Linked DNA regions of Homo sapiens: region 2 is linked to region 1. A link is a contact called in ENCODE Hi-C or POLR2A ChIA-PET data. All regions are on one chromosome and are shown on one strand. The core of a region is the stretch at or near the end of the contact, and the rest is flanking DNA. Distances in the headings are between cores, read along the strand shown. Region 1 overlaps CAPZB (capping actin protein of muscle Z-line subunit beta). Region 2 has its middle 18 kb from the start of MRTO4.

Evidence for each region. Hi-C counts contacts between places; a loop is a spot of excess contacts on that map. ChIA-PET counts read pairs that join two places held with the same protein, here RNA polymerase II (POLR2A). Pooled maps may share reads with other maps.
Region 2: a loop to region 1 is called in a map of endothelial cell of umbilical vein, with 6 times the contacts of the local background. The contact joins two enhancer-like sites. A Hi-C loop is called at or near these places in 2 of 168 maps with a recorded cell type or tissue (endothelial cell of hepatic sinusoid and endothelial cell of umbilical vein) and 6 of 50 pooled maps. POLR2A ChIA-PET finds 5 or more read pairs at or near these places in 2 of 52 experiments (H1 and activated T-cell).

The regions. Positions count from the first base shown.
Region 1 is chr1:19,338,394-19,343,592 of GRCh38, reverse strand. It overlaps CAPZB (capping actin protein of muscle Z-line subunit beta), which reads left to right. Exons shown (of 9, transcript NM_004930.5): 9 at 3,976-4,818. The coding sequence ends at 4,063. Among named protein-coding and RNA genes, the nearest start is that of SLC66A1, 29 kb to the right of the region's middle. RefSeq lists enhancers at 1,867-2,841, 3,607-4,108. Within about 2 kb of position 1,917, at least 8 of the 41 ENCODE cell types and tissues checked have a DNase peak (open chromatin) inside an H3K27ac peak, as active enhancers do.
Region 2 is chr1:19,267,018-19,272,169 of GRCh38, reverse strand. It overlaps the pseudogene AKR7L. Among named protein-coding and RNA genes, the nearest start is that of MRTO4, 18 kb to the right of the region's middle. RefSeq lists an enhancer at 2,275-3,123. Within about 2 kb of position 1,374, at least 3 of the 41 ENCODE cell types and tissues checked have a DNase peak (open chromatin) inside an H3K27ac peak, as active enhancers do.

The DNA of each region.
Region 1 (5,199 bases), core at 668-3,167:
TAAGCTCTGTCATCCCGAGCTGCATGGCCTCTGGCACTCCTCGCAGAGGCCCTTGTCCAGTCGAGGAGGCACGGTCGGCTGAGATGATGAATCTAGAACACGCTCTGCAGTCCAGCAGCACCGTGTGAGTCGGGCTGTGCTATGCCTTTAGCGGCCAGCCCTCTCACCCACTGCCGTGGTGTAGCTCTCACAGCCCAGCCCAGAGGAGAGGCAGGCTGCAGTCCCGGGGCTGCCCCAGCTCGTGGACTGGGGTGGGCGACAGATTTCAGTCACCTGCTTTACAGTTTTAAAACAGAGGAGGAGTCCTCTTTGGACCCTTGTCTTCTGATCCCCTGCCCACCTGGGGGAGGCTTGGTCTTCGTGACCTGTGACAGGGTTAGAGCCCAGTGGTCCCTGGCGTTAGGCCTGCCACTGGCAGCCACTGCCCGATACACCAAACACACTTTCCCGCCCAGCCAACCTGCACAGTCCCCAGGCAGTGGCTGGGAAGTGGGGGAGAGAAGCCGAAGAGCCTGCGGGTGGTGGTGGCGAGCCCCTGAATACCACGACCACCGCCAGCGTGGACCTCTGCAGCGGCGATACCACTCCACACCCCAGAGCCGCCACGGCATCCCCCCTTCCGCCTCGTGGGTCTCCCTGAATTTCCTCCTCAGCTGTGGCCCCCTGCGTTCCTGGCTTCTCGTCGTTCTCTTCCCTCCCACTCCACTCATCTTGAACACTCTCTGTAGATCTATTGATGCTATCCCTGACAACCAAAAGTTTAAGCAGTTGCAGAGGGAGCTCTCTCAAGTGCTGACCCAGCGCCAGATCTACATCCAGCCTGATAATTAAGCCGATCCAGGTACCCTGCCTGAGAGCCGCGAGACCCTCCCCACTAAAACAGGACTCACCAACCCGCCGAGACCCTGCCGGTCCGGCTGCTGCTCCGCGGCCATTTAAACCACCACTAACCCCCACGTGTGCTCCCGGTCGGTGCACAGCCACATTCCCGTGTAGCCTCGGCCCCATGTAACACGGCACCTATCACGTGTGTGTGCTTTCCACTCTGGGTGGAGGCTGGGTGTGGGGAAGACGGCTGATTTTTTGGCTTTTGCTTCTGAAGAAGCCCAGGCCAAGGGACGGATGCTGCCTCTCCAGCAGCAGCCACTTGTGTGCACCGGCCTGACTGTCCCCAGGGCAGGGATCTGCCTGCCGTCCACCCCCCCATGCTTCAGAGGAGCCTCTGATGCTGGTGCAGGGATCCCAGAAGCCACATAAGCCTCCCCGCTGCTCAGCGGCACATTGCCTGTCCAGGGCTAGCTGGCTTGGAAGGGGTGACCTCACTCTCTGATCTCTGAGTCTCTGGGGTTGGAGGGCAGAGTCAGGGCTGGACTCCACCCTGGCTGGCCCAGATGCTCTGCTGGAGCTGCCTGGACGCCCAGTGCCGACTCGGCCACAACCAGCATAACCTTCCGCCCCTAACGAGCTGCAGCTGTTCCTTTAAACAGGTTTCGCTAATGGAAAGGAAAATAGTCTTGCTTGTTGGTAATGGCCAAGAACCATGACTTGAGCTTGTGACAGATCCAGATGTAGGGAAGGAGGCAGCATCCCTGGAGAGTAGGAGGGAAACTTGTTTGTAAAAAGAAGGCATTTGGAACCCTGCCAACTGGGGCTGCAGAGCCCAGGTCCAGGGGCTGCGCACTGAAGGCCCACCCCAGAAGGGGTGCAGCAGACTTTCCAAGGTGGAGGTGGGGTCAGGCACTTAGAAAACCAGGTGGAGCTGCTTTTCCGAGGCCGTGGGACTTAAGTGCACCAGTCTGGTCTGTGTGTGCCAACTTAAGGCCCACGACTCGGGTCAGCCTCACAGTGTGGCCATCAGGCATTTCCATCATGGCATTGAGAAAAAACTCTTTTTAAGATACACCGTGATGGTGCAGTTCCCTGGCCGCCCACTGGGGGCGTCCTGGCGTAGAAACCCTGGCAGCCAGGTCTGCTCAAGATGACTCCTCCCTCCCACAGAGTCGAGCACTGTCTCCAAGCGCTGATTCGAGGTTGCTTGGCCGTGACCTTCCCAAGCATTGTCCCTTAAATAAGCCCCCTGCTCCTTCCGCCTTCCACCATTTCACTTCTAACTTCCTGTGTCTAACATGATTCTAGCTCTGGAACTTTCTCCTTCGTGTGATCCAGCCAAGACCTGGCGGGCTTGGCTCTTCCTTCCCAGAAGAGCCAGTGACCACCCAGGCTAGAGGTCCTGTGCGCTGCTGCTTTGCCCGCCGCATCTCCCGCTGGCCATGTTGACCTCCCGCTGTGAGCTTGGCAAGAAGCCCCTGGGGAATCGGCTGAGATTTGGAGCCTGGGGGCCGTGGGGGCTGATGCCTTTGGCCGCCGCAGAGCCAGGGACAGTCCTGGGAAGATACTCAGAAACGTGTATTTCCCCAGCATGAACCAAATGTCTGCGTTTCTCCTGGGAGTTTTTTCAGTTGTATGCAGCTTGCTTCCAGGTCTTGTCTTATGGCACCTGCTGAGTATTTTGAGGGCTCTTCCTGTGACTTGTAGGGATTCGGTAGCCAGAACTCAGTCTGGGTGCTGTTGCTTCTCCTGGGCCCTGCTTCACTTCCATTTGCCCATTTTTGCTTCTGGGGATTGATTTTTCTGATTCTTCCTTCCCATGGCTGGTGTGAATCAAACGTGAGAGTCCGGCTGAGTGCACTCTCCGTAGCACTCTTCTTGAGCAGCCCTCTACCCACTCTTTCCACTGCTTCTAAACTGTTATAAAACCTACATTTAGGAAGTCTTTGCCTAACCAATATGTTGGGTAAATTTGACAAAATGATTAAAGAATTGCTAGGGGGGCATTCCTCTGAGCCTCAGTTTCCTCATCTGTAAATTGGGTTGATAGCTTTTTTCTTTTTTAAGCCTTGACTTCGCTTTTTGTTGTTGTCGTTGTAGAGATGGGGTCTCACTATGTTGCCCAGGCTGGTCTTGAACTCCTGGCCTTAAATGATCCTCCTGCCTTGGCCTCCCAAAGTGCTGGGATTACAGGCTTGAGCCACCACATCCGGCCGGGTTGATAGTTGAGACTTCCCCAGGATGCCCGTGAAAATTAAATGAGATAATATATGTGAAAGGCGTTTTGTAAACTGTGAAATCTCCATAAGCCTTCATTGTTTCTGGCTTTGTTGATGAGCGTCCCCACACATACGTGAATGCGGTCGCCCTGAACGTTTCCCCACAAATCCAGAATTTGACAGCAGGGATCCCAGGGGCACTTGGCTGTCCTGTGCCGCCCTTTGCAATCCGGGCTGAGGGGTTTTCTGGGCCAAGTTAACAGCGGATGGTGCCTCACAGCAGAGGCCTGAAAGCACCTGCTGCGTGGGCCATAAACACAGTGTGCTCAGACACGCAGAGACACTGGTTCTTACCCACTCCCAAGGGTGGGATAACGCTGCACCTTGCACTTGTGGGATGAGGAATGAGGCTCTTCTGCTGGGCAGGGCCTGGGCAAGGGAGAAGCTTTTATAGAGGAACCCGCATGGCCCCGGAGTCCTCCCCTCTTAGCCCCTGGCCTGAGTCCCCAGCCAGCAACCCAGGGTAGCTGTTCTGAAGCAGAGGGGCTTTGTTCCATTGTGTTTGGAAGCCCAGAAGCCACCTTGTGGCTTAGGGTGACATAGGGACCTACACACAGAGGAGTGAACTTAGGGTTCTAGGGACTATGGCCGGGTCACCGGTGGCCAGGGGCAGAGATGAGCACCTGTCCATGTAAGCCATATGCCACCCCCACAGGGCCTGGCAAGGTGCAGAGGGTGCAGGTCTCGGCCATGTACCCCTTTGCCCCTTTCTGAGAGGGGCAGATGCCCAGCCCAGTGACCCAGAGCCTCACCCCAGGAAGCGGGTCCATGCAGCAAATCAGCCAGGCACTGGCATGGTGGCCCCCAGGCCTCCACCGCCTCACCAGTCCCTGTTCAATCTGCTGATAACGCCTTTCCTCCCTTGCAGGTCTGTGCAGACTTTTGCAGACAAATCAAAACAAGAAGCTCTGAAGAATGACCTGGTGGAGGCTTTGAAGAGAAAGCAGCAATGCTAAACCTCTGTTTCATGCTAACCAGACACGCCGTGCACTCGTTAGATTCCTTTCTTAGAAAACTCGTTTTCTGCTCCCTTCCCTCGTCCCTTCCCTCCCCGACAGGTCACATAACAGCTGCATCATTGACCGCACAGCGCCATCTCTCCCTGAGAATAAAGCCGATAGCCACCCTCCTCCGGCTCCGAGCCTGCTTCTGCCACACCTCGCTCTCAGTTCTCTCCACATTTCCATAGAGACCGTGTGGTTTTTGTTCACCCGGGCCCCCCGTCTTCCTCCCTGTCCCCCCATTTATAGGCATAAAATCCACTGTCTGCCAGCCTCCCTTCCCTCCCACCTTTTTGGTACATTGGTGTAAAAAATGTAAAACAAAAAAATTTTATGAACTAACTGTGGTGTGTGAAAGAGAGAAGAAAAACTGGAAATCTTATTCCGTGTGTGTTTGGGAGTTGCTTGGGGTTGGGGGTCGTGGGGACAGGGGACAGCTCTGGGAGCAGAGGTGGCCCTCGGTGCCGTCCTGCGCAGACTCTCCCGTCCCACGGAGGCCGCGGGGTGGGGGCTGGGGGGGGTGCCGCCGACCGTTCCGCTCTTCCGGCCAGGTGCTTTTCTGTCAATTTCTATGGAATGCAAAAGGAGGTTTTTGTTTTATTTTGTTTTTTTGTAAAGCTTAAGAAAAAAATCTACATCTTATACTTGAGCCTCCATACTTAAAAAAAGAAAAGAAAAGAAATCAATAAAAAGAAACTGGGGCGCAGTTAGCGCTGGCCTTCTGTGTTCCTTCTCGCCGGCCTCGCTTTCCGAGCGCGTGTGGCCGTGGCCGTGCGCTGGCTCCAAGCTGGGACGCGTGTGGGCCCCGCTCACGGCAGCAAGGAAGTGTCCCGTCCCCAGCCCCGCCGCCCTGAAAACACCAGGTATGTGATGAGGTGCAGAGTCCCTGTCCCTTTCCGCCCTCTGCCGTTGGAGGGCAGAAGCACCAGCAAACACTGTTCTGGCGCCGCAGCACGCACCTCCCGCCGCCTTCCCACTGTGCCTAGTACAAATGTGAGGCAGCCGAGGTTCAGTTGCAGTAACTCAGCCAAGGCTGCACAGAGCCACAGAGTCTGCCTTCTACCCTCCAAACTGCCCCAGGGAAGATCTGA
Region 2 (5,152 bases), core at 125-2,624, 71 kb after region 1:
AAGTGTGAAAAGTGGGAAGAGGACTCTCCACTCACCTGTTATTCCAGCCCACTAGGATCTAGGATTTTTTATTTTTATTTTTATTTTGAAATAGGGTCTCATTCTGTCATCCGGGCTGGAGTACAGTGGCATAATATTTGCTCACTATAGCCTTGATCTCCTAGGCTCATGTGATCCTCTCAACTCAGCCTCCCCAGTAGCTGAGATTACAGGCATGTACCACCATGCCTGGCCAAATTTTGTGTTTTTTGTAGAGATGGGGTTTCACCATTTTGCCCAGGCTGGTCTCAAATCCCTGGGCTCAAGAGATCCACCCTCCTGGGCCTCTCTCAGTGCTCGGCTTATGGGGGTGAGCCACTGTGCCTAATCTCCAACTAAGATTTTTTTTTTTTGCGGGGGGGACAGAGTCTTGTTCTGGCACACAGGCTGGAGTGTAGTGAAAGATCTCGGCTCACTGCAACCTCTGCCTCCTGGGTTCAAGCGATTCTTGTGCCTCAGCCTCTCCAGTAGCTGGGATTACAAGTTTGAGCCACTGAAACCAGCCTCCAACTAGGATTCTTAATACGGGGCAGGGAGAAGAGTGTTAAGCTTACTTCTTCTTTTTTTTTTTTTTGACAGTCTTGCTCTGTCACCCAGGCTTCACTGCAATGGCACGATCTGGGCTCACTGCAACCTCTACCTCCCAGGTTCATGCAATTCTTTTTTTTTTTCTTTTTTTTTGAGACAGAGTCTCGCTTTGTTGCCCAGGCTGGAGTGCAGTGGCGCGATCTCGGCTCACTGCAAGCTCCGCCTCCCGGGTTCATGCCATTCTCCTGCCTCAGCCTCCTGAGTAGCTGGGACTACAGGCGCCCACCACCATGCCCGGCTAATTTTTTGTATTTTTAGTAGAGACGGGATTTCACCGTGTTAGCCAGGATGGTCTCGAACTCCTGATCTTGTGATCTGCCTGCCTCAGCCTCCCAAAGTGCCGGGATTACAGGTGTGAGCCACTGCACCCGGCTGGTTCATGCAATTCTTGTGCCTAGCCTCCCAAGTAGCAGAGATAACAGGCGTGTACAACCACCCCCAGCTAATTTTTGTATTTTTAGTACAGATGGGGTTTTACCATGTTGGCCAGCTTGGTCTCAAATTCCTGACCTCAGGTCATTTACCCACCTCGGCCTCCCAAAGTGCTGGGATTATAGGCGTGAGCCACCACATCCAGCCCTGAATTTTCATTTCTCTTTCCTCTCAGTGAAAATTGCTACCAAGGCCAATCCATGGATTGGGAACTCCCTGAAGCCTGACAGTGTCCGATCCCAGCTGGAGACGTCACTGAAGCGGCTGCAGTGTCCCTGAGTGGACCTCTTCTATCTACATGCACCTGACCACAGCGCCCCGGTGGAAGAGACACTGCGTGCCTGCCACCAGCTGCACCAGGAGGTGAGGGGACCCCTGAGCTCTGGGAGGTGGTCCACTGCTGCTCTCCTTATCCTGATCCTAATGGTGAGAGCAGAGGCACCAGGGCAGTTCCAGGGTGGAGCAGGGAACAGCCCAACTCCCAGGGGCCCCACCCTGACCTCCCTTTCCTGGTCTGGGCTGCACTATGTTCTGACTGGAGCCTCACCCGAGCAGGGCAAGTTCGTGGAGCTTGGCCTCTCCAACTATGCCGCCTGGGAAGTGGCCGAGATCTGTACCCTCTGCAAGAGCAACGGCTGGATCCTGCCCACTGTGTACCAGGTGAGGGCCGGGGCTGCAGAGGCCAAGGTCTCCAGAACTCCTGCTCATCCTGGGCTGTCTTTGCCCCTCTGACTGCCCCCATGCCCTCTGCATAGCAGCCACTCCCCTGCTGAAAGCCTGCAGATGGCTCCCAGGTACCCTCAGGATGCCATTCAAGCTCCTCAGGCTGGCCACTGGGCATCTGCTTCCTTCCTGCCTATCTGTGCACCTTGGACCCTTCCTTCCCTACCTTCCCCTGCACTCAGCCTGGAACAAGCCCTTCCCCCACCACCGCCCCTTCTGTGAGAGAATGGTTCAGGTCTCACATACGTGTCTCTTCCTCTGGAAGCCTTTCTAGATGGGCCCAGAAGACCCTGAGACCTCAGGTCCTTGTTTACCTCCTCATGATTCATTGCACAAATATTTGCACACCTGCTTGGTGCCAGGCACTGGTCACAGAACTTTCTAGTCTATTATGATTGCCTCATGACTCGATTATAACTGTTTATGCTTGACCTTACTACAAAATATTTGAGGGAAGGGACCTTGTCCTTTTAGCTTTTGAATCTAAATCTGACAACCAGCCCACAGTTGGTGCTCATGAAAGTTGGCAGAATGAATGAATTTTCCTAGGGCATAAGCCCCTTTCACCAGCACCAGTAAGAATAAGTATATGCCCAGATGGTTAAAATCCTAGAATTGTTAAGGTCTGAAATAAGGGTTCTATGAGGGTAAATTTAGGTCCCTTCTTTTGACACATCCACCCTCTCCCCGGGGCCCTTCTCCTTACAGGGCATGTACAGCGCCACCACCCGGCAGGTGGAAACGGAGCTCTTCCCCTGCCTCAGGCACTTTGGACTGAGGTTCTATGCCTACAACCCTCTGGCTGGTACGTGGAGCATTCCTGGCCCTGACTCAGCCTATTCCCGACCCACAGATGCCCAGCCCAGGACCTGGGAAGAAGGGAGGGTTTGACAAGAGGCTGGGCTGCATCCTTCAGCCCTCCTGGGTCCCTGCCCCTCCCCTAGACCAGAGCCCTGAGGGATGTGGCAGCTTCTGGGGCACTCTGGGCCCGGGGGCTGATTGCTGCCTTCCCGCAGGGGGCCTGCTGACCGGCAAGTACAAGTATGAGGACAAGGACGGGAAACAGCCCGTGGGCCGCTTCTTTGGGACTCAGTGGGCAGAGATCTACAGGAATCAGTTAGTTGGGGGTGCTTGATGTGGATGGCTGGGGTGGGGTCAGCTTTATGTGGAATGAAGTCCTGGGCTGCTCCTGGGGTAAGGCCTTTCCTCGCTGTCTGCACCTACTCCCCTGCATTCCTTCAGGAATTCCCAAGCCCTCTGTGGGTTTTCTTGTTGTCTTGGGACCTCCAGGAGGAAAGGAGACTCCCTGGACCTCGGTGTCTTGAAGTCGTAGCTCTTTCCTGAGCAATCACCCGCTACAAAGGAAAGAAAGAGCCCTGGAAGGAGGTCCAGGAGGCCTGGGGCTGAGTCCTGACCTGTCTCAGTGGCCTTCATGTCCGTAGGGGAAATGAGAGCAGGCTGCTGAGTTCTCAGGAATAAAGATTCGTTGAGGTCTCTGCTGAGGGGCCCAGCATCCTGGGTGGTTCTGATGCCCAGAAAAGTGAGAGACCTATGACTAGAGAGGACACCCGCCCCTCAGGGCTGCAGGGTGTGGGGTGGGGCAGTGGCCTTGGATGGCTCTTTGGTTGTGGCTTCCAGTGTGACCCTGATGGTACTGACCCCTGTGCCACCATCCCCACTGAACAGCTTCTGGAAGGAGCACCACTTCGAGGGCATTGCCCTGGTGGAGAAGGCCCTGCAGGCCGCGTATGGCGCCAGCGCTCCCAGCATGACCTCGGCCGCCCTCCGGTGGATGTACCACCACTCACAGCTGCAGGTAACCAGCGACCCTGGGTGCTCAGCTTCTTCCCTTCCAGGGGAACCAGCATTCATTACCTTCAGGTGAAGCCCAAAGCATTTGTTTTCTCGATTCCTCTGAAATTTCTTTCTTCCAACTCTCATAAACACTCTTCCCACTGGTCTTTTTTTTTTTTTTTTTTTTTTTTTTTGAGACAGAGTCTCGCTCTGTTATGCCAGCTGGAGTGCAGTGGCATGATCTCGGCTCACTGCAACTTCTGCCTCCCAGACTCAAGCAATTCTCCTCCCCCAGCCTCCTGAGTAGCTGGGATTACAGGCACGCACCACTATGACCAACTAATTGTTTGTATTTATAGTAGAGATGGGGTTTCGCCAAGCTGCCTATGCTGGTCTTGAACTCCTGAGCTCAGACAATTCGCCCTCCTCAGCCTCTGAAAGTGCTGGGATTACAGGCGTGAGCCCCTGCGCTCGGCCTTCCCATTGGTCTTTGATGGTATCTGAGTGCCAGGCTTTGTAATGAGGGCTTCACTGCAGGGATTTCATTATTCCTTCAGCTTTATGAAATGACTATCCCAGTGTTATTGATGAGGAAACTGAGTTTCACCCAGCTATGAAAGGGGAAGACATTTTAACACAGGTTCAACTGTAAAGCCCACTAGCCTCATCCTTTTGGTGGGAGCTGGAGTTTCCCTCTCTCAGTGCCTCATGTCTTCCTCACTTATATCCAACTCCAGCCTTAGATGTTGCAATAGTGTCTGGCATATATACAGTAGGTGCTCAATAAATGGGAGCTAAGTGCTCTACATAATTTTTCACACCCATAACCATGTTGAAAATAGAAAAGAGGATTGAATCTCAGAGAGGTTTAATAACTTAGCCGCGTTTACACAGCTGCTGGGGGGCAGAACTGGGCTGTGAATGTAGGTCTGTCTGGAAGCGTCGTGTGGCAGTAGGGGAAGGGATACAGGTTTTGCGTCACATGGGTACAGCTATCCAAGGCACCTTAAGTTCTTTCTGGACATATGGGATACAAGAGATCCCAAATCTCAGCAGGGAGGTGGCTGGGACAGCTGTGAGTGGAGTCGCTGTGCAGCAGAAGAGGGTTGAAGTCTGGCCGTCTCCCTTGCAGGGTGCCCACGGGGACGCGGTCATCCTGGGCATGTCCAGCCTGGAGCAGCTGGAGCAGAACTTGGCAGCGGCAGAGGAAGGGCCCCTGGAGCCGGCTGTCGTGGACGCCTTTAATCAAGCCTGGCATTTGTTTGCCCACGAATGTCCCAACTACTTCATCTAAGCTCATTGTGGCTCAGGCTGCCCAAGGCTTTTCTGTCAACTCTTTTGCTCTCTCCCGCTTTGTCTAATTTAGAACTGCCTCACTAAATTCTTAGGGATGGAAGTATTTGGAAAAAAACCTAACAGTAGAGTCACCACCTAAGGAAGAATAAAATCTCCCAGGGTGCTGTGTGTTAGTCTGTTTGCGTTGCTATAAAAGAATACCTGAGACTGGGTCATGTATAAAGAAAAGAGGTTTCTTTGGCTCACAGTTCTGCAGTCTGTACAAGAGGGTGTGGTGCCG